Linked DNA regions of Mus musculus: region 2 is linked to region 1. Evidence: chromatin loops called from intact Hi-C (ENCODE). Cell type or tissue: gastrocnemius. All regions are shown on one strand. Each heading gives the region's core, and the rest is flanking DNA. Links, peaks and the distances in the headings are about the cores only.

Region 1 (7,804 bases), core at 1,464-6,463:
CTATGCTAAAGAGACATGAGGAAGGGATAGCTACTTCTATAATTAATGGTTTTGATTTTTGGTTTTTTGGTTTTTTGTTTGTTTGTTTGTTTTTCAAGACAGGGTTTCTCTGTGTAGCCCTGGCTGTCCTGGAACTCACTTTGTAGACCAGGCTGGCTTTGAACTCAGAAATCTGCCTACCTCTGCCTCCCGAGTGCTGGGATTAGAGGTGTGCTCCACCACACCCAGCTTGATTTTTGTTTTTTGTTTGTTTGGTTGGTTGGTTTTATGAGACAGGGTACCCCTGGCTGCCCTAGGACTCACTCTCACTCTTCTGGGAAATTCTTTTTCCAGAATTCCTGCCCCTTGCACAGTCTCCATAGAGCCAACTGGAGCGTCTAGATTGGCCTGCTAGGCTCTAAACCATCTGACCATTTCTCTTCTTCTGTCCTTCTCTTTCAGAAGCTGACCACAACCTCCCGTGCTTTTCCTGGTACGTGGAGCTTCTCCCATCTTTCTCTCTTTCTTCCTTTCTTTCTTCCTTCCTTCCTTCCTTCCTTCCTTCCTTCCTTCCTTCCTTCCTTTCTTTCTTTCCTTCTTTCTTTCTTTCTTTCTTTCTTTCTTTCTCTTTCTCTCTCTCTCTCTTTCTTTCTTTCTTTCTCTTCTTTTTTGATTTATCATTTTATATGTAGGGCTGTTTTGCCTACCTTTATGTCTATGCACAACATACATGCCTGTTGCACTCCACACCAGAGAGTGTGTCTGGTCTGAACTGGAGTTGCAGGTTGATATTTGCTGCCGCCTGAGTACTGGGAATTCAAACTTGGATCCTCTTGGAAGAGCAGCCAGTGCTCTTAACCTCTGAGCCATCTCTCCGGTCCCTCTCTACCTCTTTCCCAAAGCCCCGCTTCCCACTTGGTGTCTGACCTCCACTTAACTCAAAGGACATGGCTTTCCTCCATACTTTTCTTCATTCTTCTCCATGCAGCTACCAAGATTTACAACTTGCCTGCCCTCGGATTTTTCTATTAAACTCTAATAAAGTTGGCCTCAAACTGCCGTTTGAGTCTGTTCCTAAATTATTTTATTAGTGAGCCTAAGTTCCCCCAGAAGGAAATCTGATTTCCCCAGTAACGTGCAGCAACAAGCAGTAACACTTCTACCTCCTGGGTGATGGCATCACAGATATGCATCACCACCATGGTTAGCGGTGTGTGGTTTGCAGAGCTAACCCAGGGCTTTGCGCATGCTTAGCAGGCACTATAGCAACAGGGCTACATTCAGCCCTCCATTTATTTGCTTGTTTGTTTTTGCTGTCCTGGGGACAGGACCCAAGGTCTCATGACAGACAAGTGCTTTACCACTAAGCTACATCAACTTGAGTGCTCTGTCTCTCTGCCTCTCTTTCTCTCTCTCTCTCTCTCTCTCTCTCTCCCTTCCCAGCCCCACCCCGTGTCTCTCTCTCTCTCTCCTCCACTGCCCACCCCCTCTCTCCCAAGACAGGGTTTCTCTGTGTAGCCCTGGCTGTCCCAGAACTCCCTCTACATCTGCCACTTTGTGTTTATTTGAGACTGGGTTTCACTATATAGCCATGGCTAGCCTAGAACTTACAGGCTATGTAGTCCAGGCTGGCCTGGAATTTAGGAACGCAGCTGCCTCTGCCCCCAGAGTGGTGGGATTAAGGGTTTGTGCCACCACATTCATGAAGAGTGCTGTCTTGGAGGAGATGTCTTTACTTTCGTTCTTCTCTTTCAGGAATCTCTTTCAAGAAGCAAAAGCATTATGTCTGAGGGCAAACTAGAAGGAACATAGATGCTTATCATTAATAGACTGGATGAGGGGCTGGCAAGATGGCTCAGCGGGTAAGAGCACTGACCACTCCTCTGGAGGTCCTGAGTTCAAATCCCAACAACCACATGGTGGCTCACAACTACCTGTAATGAGATCTGACGCCCTCTTCTGGTGCATCTGAAGTCAGCTACAGTGTACTTACGTATAATAATAAATAAATCTTTGGGAGGTGGGCTCCCACCTGCCTCTGCCTCCCGAGTGCTGGGATTAAAGGCCTGCGCCACCACGCCTGGCTTAAAACAACTTTTAAGGGCTGGTGAGATGGCTCAGCAGGTAAGAGCACCCGACTGCTCTTCCAAAGGCCCTGAGTTCAAATCCCAGCAACCACATGGTGGCTCACAACCACCCATAATGAGATCTGATGCCCTCTTCTGGGGTGTCTGAAGACAGCTACAGTGTACTTACATATAATAAACAAATAAATCTTTAAAAAAAAACAACTTTTAAAACAAACTTTCATTCACGTGGGAGGGTATTCTTAAGGGATAAATATTATAAAAAACTATCCAATGTCAGATTCAAAATATGACAGGACTGTCAAGATGGCGAAAGGTACCTGCTGCCAAGCCTGACAGCCTAGGTTTGATCCCCAGGACCTCCATGGTGAAGAGACAGAACCAGCTCCCATAAATTGTTTCCAGACCTCCTCATGGGCAGTATGGCACACATATGCCCACGCAATAATAAAAGAAGGTAATACAAATTTTGATACTTAAAAACATCATAGCCCACTTTGGAACAAAAGAACCTCAATGTAATACACACAGCATGTCCTAAAGACTGTGCTATTGCCGGGCAGTGGCGACGCACGCCTTTAATCCCAGCACTCGGGAGGCAGAGGCAGGTGGATTTCTGAGTTCGAGGCCAGCCTGGTCTACAAAGTGAGTTCCAGGACAGCCAGGGCTACACAGAGAAGCCCTGTCTCGAAAAACCAAAAACCAAAACCAAAAAAAAAAAAAAAAAAAAAAAGAAAAGAAAAGATTGTGCTATTTTTCTTCATCTATTTCTGAAGTAAGGGGGTTTCCTATGGTTGTTATAAGTATCTAAAATGGTGGTCCATAGTACATTTCCCCGTCTCCTGAAAAGCTGAGGCAGCGGTCTCGCTAGTTGACACTTTAGAAAGAGTCATAGACAGAGAAAAGATACCAAAACATGAACAGTGCTTGAACTACAACAGACATTTGTGAGTTTTTTTTTTAATTAAAGATTTATTTTATTTTATGTATGTGAATTCTGTACTCACATACTGTAGCTGTCTTCAGACACACCAGAAGAGGGTGTCCAAACATGTTACAGATGGTTGTGAGCCACCATGTGGTTTCTGAGAATTGAAGTCAGGACCTCTGGAAGAGCAGTCAGAGCTCTTAAATGCTGAGCCATTTCTCCAAACCTTTTTTTAAATTTTTGTTTGTTTGTTTTTGTTTTTGTTTTGAGACAGGGTTTCTCTGTGTAGCCCTGGCTGTCCTGGAACTCACTCTGTAGACCAGGCTGGCCTCAAACTCAGAAATCTGCCTGCCTCTGCCTCCCGAGTGCTGAAATTAAAGGTGTGCACCACCACGCCCGGCTTCTAAGACTATTTTTAAAAATTAATTAATCCATTATTTTCAAATGAGGTAACATTCTATAGTCCACACTGGCTTGGAATCCACTAAGTAACTCATACTGGCCTTGAACTCATGATCCTCCTGCTTCTGCAGGTTAAGTAGCTGTAATTACAGGCCTAATTCACTAGGCCAGGCTGACCTTTTCATTTTCTTCTGTTTATTTTCCAATTTTGCCACAGTACATGTACAGATAATTATGACACGAAGCTAGGAGCCCGCTGTCTTGGTTCAGAGAATGAGAGTGCCAGGTTATCTGGGATTTGACCTTTATGATCACAGAGACCACTGCTTTAAGGAGCCAGGCAAAGCACCTCAGAGCAGTCAGAGTCTGGAGGGAGGGAGAACTAACTGTATATCCACTGCAGAGGCTCCTGGCTGGGCTGGAGCAGGTAAGGAGAGCTGGGGACCAGATGGTGGCTTCAGTCAGCAGGAGCTGGACTCTGATCATCCCTCAGCCCTCCTGTACAAGGAAATCCCTGTGTGCTAGGAGAGGCTCCAGATGGTACGATGCAGGCTGCTGTTGGCAGGAAGGGCACTCAGCTCGATTCCAGTCTAGCTCAGGGGTACATTCCAAGTCACTCAGGAGAGACCAGGGACTGAAACGGACAATGAGTCTGACCTCTTAGATATCCAAAACATCGTTCTGAAGTGAGCCCTCTGCCAAAGGGGTGAGATGAGTGCAGGCGGCGGCAGCCAGGCAGTGTGGCCCCAGCAGAGGTGAGAGTCCTCTGGAGGCCAGAGTGCTCTGGAACCTGGAGGCTGGAGGGGGATTTTTGCTTGCTTTGTGGCTGAGGTGCATTAGACACAGGCTAGAGAGGCGCTGCACCGGGGTGGGGAAGTCTGAGGTGAGAGAAACAAAGGGACTCCAGGAGGCTGGGGCAGGATATCATCGCTCAAAGCCAAACTGGGCCACAGAGTGAAACCCTGTCTCAAAAACCAAAAACAGGTCTGGTGAGATGGATGGCTCAGTCTGTGGTGGTGATGCCACCAAGTCTGAAAATCTAAGTAGAATGGACTCTAACTGTGGCAGGAACATGGCCACCCATACATACAAAACAAAGTAATAAGTGTGAAATATTGTATGTACAAAATAAATTTTTTTTACAGGTAACCTGAGACTCAGAGGTTTGTTTGTCCAAAGGCATACAGCTGGTGATGGGATCCGCCTTGCTGGAATCCTCCCTTCCCTGTAACTCTGATTCCTCGGAATGGCAGGAAGGGAGATCAGGGTGAGTTTTTTTGTTTGTTTGTTGCATTTTAGAGCTAGGGTTTCTCTGTGTAGCTCTGGTTATGCTTGAACTCTCTATGTAGACCATCCTGGAACTCACAGAGATCCTCCTGCTTCTGCCTCTGGAGAGTTAGGATTAAAGGCCACCACCACATCCAACTCTGTTGGTTTTGGTGGATAGTTTTACTAAAATCGTCCAGGCTGTAACACTTGGTATTCTCCTGCCTCTGCTTCTCTAGTGCTCAGAGTACAAGCGCAGGCCTCTTTATACATAGCTGATGATCCTCTCTCTCTCTCTCTCTCTCTCGATCCTCTCTCTCTCTCTCTCTCTCTCTCTCTCTCTCGTGTGTGTGTGTGTGTGTGTGTGTGTGTGTGTGTGTGTGTGTGAACTTGCTCTGTAGACCAGGCTGGCCTGGAACTCCCAGAGATTGCCTCTGCCTCTGCCTCTCAAGTGCTGGGATTAAAGTCAGATGCTACCACTGCCTGGCCTGGCTGATTTTTGTTTTTAATTTTTGCTTTTACCCCTTATACATATAGACATATACAATAAAATATAAATACATTATTATTTATTTAGACAGTGTTTCACTGTGTAGTCCTGGATGGTCTGGAACATGCTATGTAGAGTAGAGCCGGTCTTAAATTCACTGAGTTCTACCTGCCTGCCTCTTCCTCCAGAGTGCTGGACTTTAAAATTGTGCACCACCAGGTTAAGTTTCTTTGGTTTTGGTGACAGAGTCTCACTATGTAAACCTGTATGGCCTTGAAATGGCTTGGTCTGTAACCTGCCCCTGGAATTAGAGAGATGTGCTATTATGCATAACTTTATGTAAGTTTTAAAGGGGGAATGGGGATGACACGATTTTTCAGAAATAGGTGTGAGGACTCGTGGATCAAAGTGATAATAATAACCACAGTGAACCCTCAACAACAGAGAGATCTGGCCTCTAACAGCTGCCAGCAAACCCACTTGGCTTCACCACCCATTTCCCAAGCCCCACAAAAAGCAAAAGGTCTCAGGGATCTGTAGCTGGGACAGAGGAGCAATGTGTGCAAATGTCTCCACTACAAGGACAGCACTTACTCATTAGACTTCACTCTCCAGAAAGGAACCTGCTTCCCTCTACGAGGGCCCTAGAGTGGGATGAGGCTGTCTGTTCTGTACTTTGGCCACCCTCCCTCTTATGTTTTTACCTTTTGGTAAGTAATAGGATCTCTCTCTCTCTCTCTCTCTCTCTCTTTCTGTCTATCCATCCATCCGTCTGTCTGTCTGTCTGTCTGTCTGTCTCTCTCTCTCTCTCTACACACACACACACACACACACACACACACACACACACACACAGAGACAGAGATATGGAGAGATGGGTGGGAGAGGTGGCTCTGTTTTTCAAGACAGGCTTTCTCCTGTGTAGCCCTGGCTGTCTTAAAACGTGCTCTTAGACCAGGCTGGCTTCAGACTAGTTCTTAACACCTGTTTGTGTTCCCTTTTCTCACAGCCTAAGCTGCCTAGCTCTTAGTACATCCCACATCAATTGCAACATGCACATTTACACATTGCAAAGGAACTGCTATGCTCTGAAGTTGGCCCCCAAGCTCCTCCTCACCATAAGTATCTGGAAGTGTGTAGCTGTTATTCCCACCCTCCTGCCCCTTTCCCTTTCCCCTCCCTCCCTCCTTTTTCCAGTGAGATTTTGGGGATTAAACCCAGGCCACATACATGCTAGGCTCTACTACCGACCTCTTTTCTTTTTTCTTTTTTTGGTTTTTCGAGACAAAGTTTCTCTGTGTAGGCCTGGCTGTCCTGGCAATTACTCTGTAGACCAGGCTGGCCTCAAACTCAGAAATCTGCCTGCCTCTGCCTCCTATGTGCTGGGATTAAAGGCGTGTGCCACCACTGGGCTCAGGAACTGAGAGCATCGACTGCTCCTCCACAGGCCCTGAGTTCGATCCCCATGAATTACTTCTTGTTACCACCGACCTCTAACTGGGTACATGGAAGTGTGATCTTCTCACAGTTATCTTTTGTCCTACACTGTGTGGTAGGAATAAGGGGAGACACACCTGTGAGCTCAACGTGTGAGAGATAGAAGCAGGAAGATCTGCAATTTAGGATCATCCTAGGCTGTATAGTGAGTTTGAGGCCAGCCATGGCTACATGAAACCCAAAATATGACAAAAAGAGGGGGATGGGAGCCTTGTTCTTACCTAATGTGCATGGGGGACATAGAGGTATTTGGTATTTAGAGAGTAATGACTTCTCTAACAACTTTATTGCACGTTAGTGTGTGTGTGTGAGGGTGTGAGTCTGAATGCACATGGGTGCAGCAGAGCATGTGTGTGGAGGTCAGAGAACAACCTGTGAGGATTCAGGTCGCGCCTTCTACCATTTTGGCCCTCTTGTCAGCCCTGAATGGTGCTGTTTCCTCCCAGTGTTTGTAGAAGGTAGGCTTGGGTTATCTGCCAATCTGAAGTGAGGAACAGGTCCAAAAAGTTACCAAGTCTCAGTATTGCTCTCCAACGTTTTTGAGTTTGCTGGAATTCACACACATTCTGATGCACAGGTGGCTTTAAGATAAAGAAGTGCCCAGCCTGACAGTGTCAGCCTTACTGTGTCCTGTGCGTGGGCATTAGCATGGAGGAAGTGGCAGGAAGGAGACCCACTTGCACAGCCGCCCCTGACAGACCAGAATGTCCTCACTGTCCCGCACTTCCTTCCAACTATAGCTCAAACCATGAACTCATGGACGACTGCAGGTTGGATACGACTGCATACTGTCCCTCTTCCTCACACAGATCCATTAGTGACAGTGACATTAAGCACAGCAATATTTAACACCAGGCCCTGTGACAACAGCCCCTTCAGGCCCTTGGACTGAGAGTCCTGTAGACGTTGGTAGGGCGATGAGACACACCCTGTGCTGCCTGTGTTATTTATGCCTCTGGCAGTGAAGCCCCTGACAAAGCAGCATGTCACTGGGACACATGCTCTTTGTTCAGAGGTGCATGCCAGCACCGACTGTGCAGGAAGGCACAGTGCCCTGTCTGTAGTCGCTCTTCCTCTGACTCTCTGGCCTTCTTTTTTGTTGTTGTTGCATGCTGTGGCTGTGCTTATTAACTACTCTGTAGCTTAATCTTATTA
Region 2 (5,000 bases), core at 1-5,000, 54 kb after region 1:
GAGAAGCCCTAACCTTCCTCTTTCAGTAACTCCTTTTTGGACTACAGCTTCTCTCAGTATACACACAGAAGAAAGGTTCTGTGAGCGCACACTGCCTGTTCTTATTTTATTTATGTATTTATTTTTGAGGCAGGGTCTCTCTGCAGCACTGGGTGTTCTGGAACTCCCTGTGATCAGGCTGGCCTCACACTCCATCTACCTGCCTCTGCCTTTGGAGTGCTGGTTCAAAGGCATGCCTACTGTCTCCTCTTAATAAAGTTTAAACAGTTCTGAGTCAGTCAGCCTGGCACAATGGTACATGCCTGTGACTGAGACTGAGGCAGGAGAATCAAGAATTGGAGGCCAGTGTAGGCTACATAGCAAGTTTCAGGCCAACATAGAATAAGAGCCTGTCTCAGAAAGCGAAGAAAAGCAATCCTCAGTCAAATCAGGTTGATAGACCTGGCTTTAAGACCAGAGAGGTTTATGTCCTAAGGAGCAGTGAGCTGGTCAAAGTTCCCTCAGCACTAGTCTACTGGGAGTGTCCTGTTCTGTCACTGAACCCAGTCACCGTCTGGGGAGCTATTAATTGATTGAATTACTTTAAGGCAAACTGAAAAGAGGAGGTGATAGGGCTGTATGGCTTGTGCCAGGGGAGGGGTCTCACAGCAGTAGGGCAGGTTAGAGGAAGCCAGCTGGTCCTAACCTAAAGGTGGCAGGTTTGCTCCTTGCCAGGGTGATGAACCAAAGGGGCAGTTCTCAAAATGGCCACTAGATGTCGATAGTTCCCCAGGGGGATTGCAAAATGAGGTGCACTCCTTCCTCCTAGCAGTTTAAAAAAATAATAACTAGAAGATGATAGAATTCCATTTCATATTTCATAGTCCCTGTAGGTAAATCTTTGAGATTTTTTTTTCTGCACTAGGCGTCCTTACCTGCGCTTGCTTAGTCTGTCTCCTGAGCCCACACTTTGTCTGCTAGAGGTTCTAAACCTGCCAGGAAGGTGAATGGAGGTCTGTGGCCGTGGGCTAGTTTAAAAATGTCTTTTTTCATTTTTCAAGTTTTTTAAAAAACATAATTTATTTTTATTTATGGGTATGGATGTTTTGCCTACAAATATGTCTGTGTACCATTTGAATGCCTGATACCCTGGAAGGCCAGAAGAGGGAAGGAATCGGGTCTCCTAGAACTGGAGTTACAGGTGGTTGTGAGCCTCCACGTGCATGATGGGAATCAAACCTGGGTCCTCTGGAAGAGCAGCCAGTGTCCTTAACCCCCGAGCCATTCTCTAGCTCTTGTTTTCTTTTTTGAGACAAGTTCTTATTATGTCATCCTTGCTGACCCGAAACTTGCTGTGTAAGACCAGGCTGGTTTTGAACTCATAAGAGAATCCACCCTTATTAGTTCTTGCAATTTAACAGGATAACAGAATATGAGATTTTACTTTTGGGTGGTGTGTGTGTGCGTGTGTGTGTGTGTGTGTGTGTGTGTGTGTGTGTGGTGCTAGGGATCAAACCCAGGGCCTCACACAGGCCAGAGAAGTACTTGTCCATCTCCCCCCAAGATTGTCCTGGAACCATTTGCTGACAGCTCCCAGCCTCCTGAGTCTTCTGGTTGCATCCTACATTATAGGGTTCATTGAGTCTGAATGGCGGCTGGTTGGCTTTCTTGCAGGCCCCACAGTTCAAGGTCTGAACAGGCCAGCTGCTGATGAGCAGGTCAAACCAGGACACAGATTGCTCCATTTGCCTCTCCTGGTAGGAGTCAGTGTCTTCTTTCTGGTTGTTGACCTTTGAGGGCTGGTCACTCTTTCTGCCTGGCTCTGGGTCATGCGTAGGTCACAGCCCTTTTGCTTTTGTTTACAAGTCTTTGGGGGAAAGAACAGTCTGGCCAGAGGTAGTGTTTCCTTCACAGATTCTTGTAGCAACTGATGGCCGGAACAAGCCCTGAGTGTTCCCTGGACAGATGGGTGTGCAGACATAGAATGATGCATTCTCTGGTCTGCGCCAGCTTCCTCTGTCCTATACCACAAGGACAGAGTTCTGACCAATAGTGAAAGGTATTCCCTCTGATTTTTTGTAGATGGCAGTTGAGTTTCTGCACGAACTGAATGTTCCCTTTTTCAAAGTTGGATCTGGGGACACTAACAATTTTCCCTACCTGGAAAAGACAGCCAAGAAAGGTAAGCGTCTTTCCTAAAACCAGACCCCAAGCTTTGTGTTTCTGCCCCCTAGTGGCTGCTCACGGTAATAGCGCTTATGGGTACTCCACTGTTTCTGTTGTTTTTGGGTTTTTGGGTTTTTGTTTTTGTTTTGTTTTGTTTTGAGACAGGGTCTCTCTATGTAGTCTGACTGGCATGGAACTTGCTGTGTAGCCCAGGTTGGCCTCAAACTCCTAGAGATCTGCCTGTCTCTGCCTCTCGGGTGCTGAGATTAAAGATGTGCACCACCACACCCAGCTTTGGAGACCCATCTTAGAAACCTGCTTCTACCCTTTCGTTTTGGGACAGTGCTAGGGACTGAACCCAATGCCCCGGGCACCTGTATGAGTACCACCATGGAGCCACATCCCTGGCCAGTGCAGGAATCTCTTCCCTAACGTCTCCACACGACACTAAATGGATTCCCCCGTGTGAATTTCCCTTCCCTCATTTCAAACCTGGGATGGAAGCAGGTCGTATTACTGGGATATTCTGTACTTATCTCATGGGCAAGGTATCAGAAGCTGTAAGGACGGGGCTCTGTGCAGGCCAGCAACAGGGCTGGTAGCTCTTGGCCTCTCTCAGTTGTGCTCTTGCACTGGCGAATCACCATACTGCAGGCTGCGTATCTCTAGTCCACAAGGCTTGGGGCTAGGAATGATCCAGAATTTCGAGTGTTTCAGACTTGAGATTTGTAGGAAGAGATGAAGCTCGTCTGTCCTGGGCAGCCTCTTGATTAGCAGAGATGCCTCTCTTCCCCTCAGGGTTGAGGTCCTTGGTGTGCTTCCCTTCGCTGAAGCATGGTGCCGAGGACAGTGTATCTCCTCCTCAGTCTTGGTGCGGTGTCTTAGATGTGGGTGGGGGAAGAGTCTGAGCCCCTGTGAAGAAGGTGCCGGGTTCTCCAGGTCGTCCTATGGTGATCTCCAGCGGGATGCAGTCAATGGACACCATGAAGCAAGTCTATCAGATCGTGAAGCCGCTGAATCCCAACTTCTGCTTCCTCCAATGCACCAGCGCGTACCCACTACAGCCCGAGGATGCCAACCTGCGCGTCATCTCGGTGAGCGCCCAGCTCCCTTGAGACAGCGGAGCCTTGACTGCTTGTTCACTCACAGTGCTGGGGACTGAGCCCCAGGCATGGCACGCTAGCCCAGCTCTACCACTGAGCTACATCCCTAGCCCTAGCCTTTCTTATAGACCCCGGGACCACCAGCCCACGGGTGGCACCGTCCACAATGGGCTGATCCCTCCCGCAATCACTAATTAAGGAAATGTCCCGCAGTCAGGTCTTATGGAGACATTTTCTCAATTGAGGGTCCTTCCTCTTCTGATTACTGCAGCCCTTATGTCGAGCTGACATAAAACTAGCGAGTACAGTGGGTGCTCTTCCTGCATTCCCAGCCGCCCTCAATGAGAGACTTTTTCTCGTCTCATAAAGGATTGGTCAGAGTGCCTTACTGTCTCTCCCGTGGCGGCTCTGCTCTGACGGGCTGGGATGGGGTACTGCGTGTGAAGCCCAGAAGGGCAGCCACTTCCCTCTTCTCTCACACAGGAATACCAGAAGCTCTTTCCCGACATTCCCATCGGGTATTCCGGGCACGAGACGGGCATCGCCATATCTGTGGCCGCCGTGGCTCTGGGGGCCAAGGTGTTGGAACGTCACATAACGTTGGACAAGACCTGGAAGGGGAGTGACCACTCAGCCTCGCTGGAGCCTGGGGAGCTGGCAGAGCTGGTGCGGTCTGTGCGCCTGGTGGAGCGGGCCCTGGGCTCCCCAACCAAGCAGCTGCTGCCCTGTGAGATGGCCTGCAATGAGAAGGTGGGTGCTGCCTGACCGCCCAGCCTCGCTCTCCTGAGGCAGGGGCGACACACTTGCTCAGGATGACCTGTGTGGGTCTGATAGATAAGCTGGTGAAGGAGTGTCTACTCATCCTTCTGAGCTTCACCAGACTACATGGGTGGCAGGGAAATGTGTTCCATAAGAGGAGTTCGGGCGTGTCAGCCACCTCTGGTCGCATTAGCTTTTCCACTAAGGCTCTGAAGCCCGTGGCCCTAGGATTCTGGATGTGAAGTCGTGAGATGGTCAAGCCTGGGTCACGTGGAGTGTGCATGCCTGGGGCACAGGGTTGGCCACAGGCATCATCGCAGGGCTGCTGGGCAGGGGTGGCGAGGCTGAGGCATGCTTCCTGGCTTCTTGAAAGCTATGGCCCAGACCTTTCTGCCCTTCTGAGTTTAGAGCCAGGAGTCGCAGGACAGCCGTGTGCAAGACTCCTCGCCTGCAGTTATATGGGTCGGGCAGAGACCAGACACTAGGTATACATGAAGAACACTGTCATCTTTTATTCCAGGGGAGACTACCTACTACCTCCCTAAATTACAGCTGCACACATACTGGGGAGTTAGCAGTAAAAGAATCTAACAGCCTTGCAAATGAAGTGGAGAGAGTTGTGCAGGAAACCAGTGTGCAAGTTCTAGGAGTTGGGCGTGAAGGGTAGTGCTCAGAGCAGAGGGTGAAGTGAAACATAGCAAGGGCCACAGCCTTTCCTGGTGCTAAGTCCACGCAGAATTAGACCTCGAGGCTCTCGTGTGTAAGCTGCAGATGCTGCTGCAGAGTATTTACAGGGCGGCAGAGGCACTGGTTGGGAGCTTCAGACAGCTCCTGGCCTCCGCGCCTGCCACCCCCCCCACCCGCCCCACCCTGGTCTGTTCTCTTCCTGAGCGCCCCTTGTCATTTGAATACCAGTCACCCTCATTGCTCGTGAGCCCTCCATGACCTTATTTTATAGAACATGGTGGCAGCAGGGTTGGTGTCCTCTTAGGT

What was found. Hi-C counts contacts between places; a loop is a spot of excess contacts. Peaks named below come from ENCODE experiments on the same cell type or tissue, not always from the same donor. Only the 100,000 strongest peaks of a DNase experiment are listed, where the experiment ranks them.
Region 2: it touches region 1 in a loop (2.3-fold over the local background); 2 of 42 quality-filtered maps call a loop at or near these places.

The regions. Positions count from the first base shown.
Region 1 is chr4:46,441,493-46,449,296 of GRCm38, forward strand. No RefSeq gene overlaps it. Among named protein-coding and RNA genes, the nearest start is that of Anp32b, 5.5 kb to the right of the region's middle. In gastrocnemius, for the core only: no CTCF peak of the experiment used is centred there; DNase peaks (open chromatin) are centred at 3,905 and 4,186.
Region 2 is chr4:46,496,982-46,501,981 of GRCm38, forward strand. Nans (N-acetylneuraminic acid synthase (sialic acid synthase)) reads left to right here. Exons shown (of 6, transcript NM_053179.3): 3 at 2,062-2,161; 4 at 3,085-3,239; 5 at 3,732-3,998. Among named protein-coding and RNA genes, the nearest start is that of Gm22247, 4.3 kb to the left of the region's middle. In gastrocnemius, for the core only: CTCF peaks have their summits at 749 (motif pointing right) and 2,219 (motif pointing left); DNase peaks (open chromatin) are centred at 737 and 2,218; H3K27ac peaks cover 459 bases.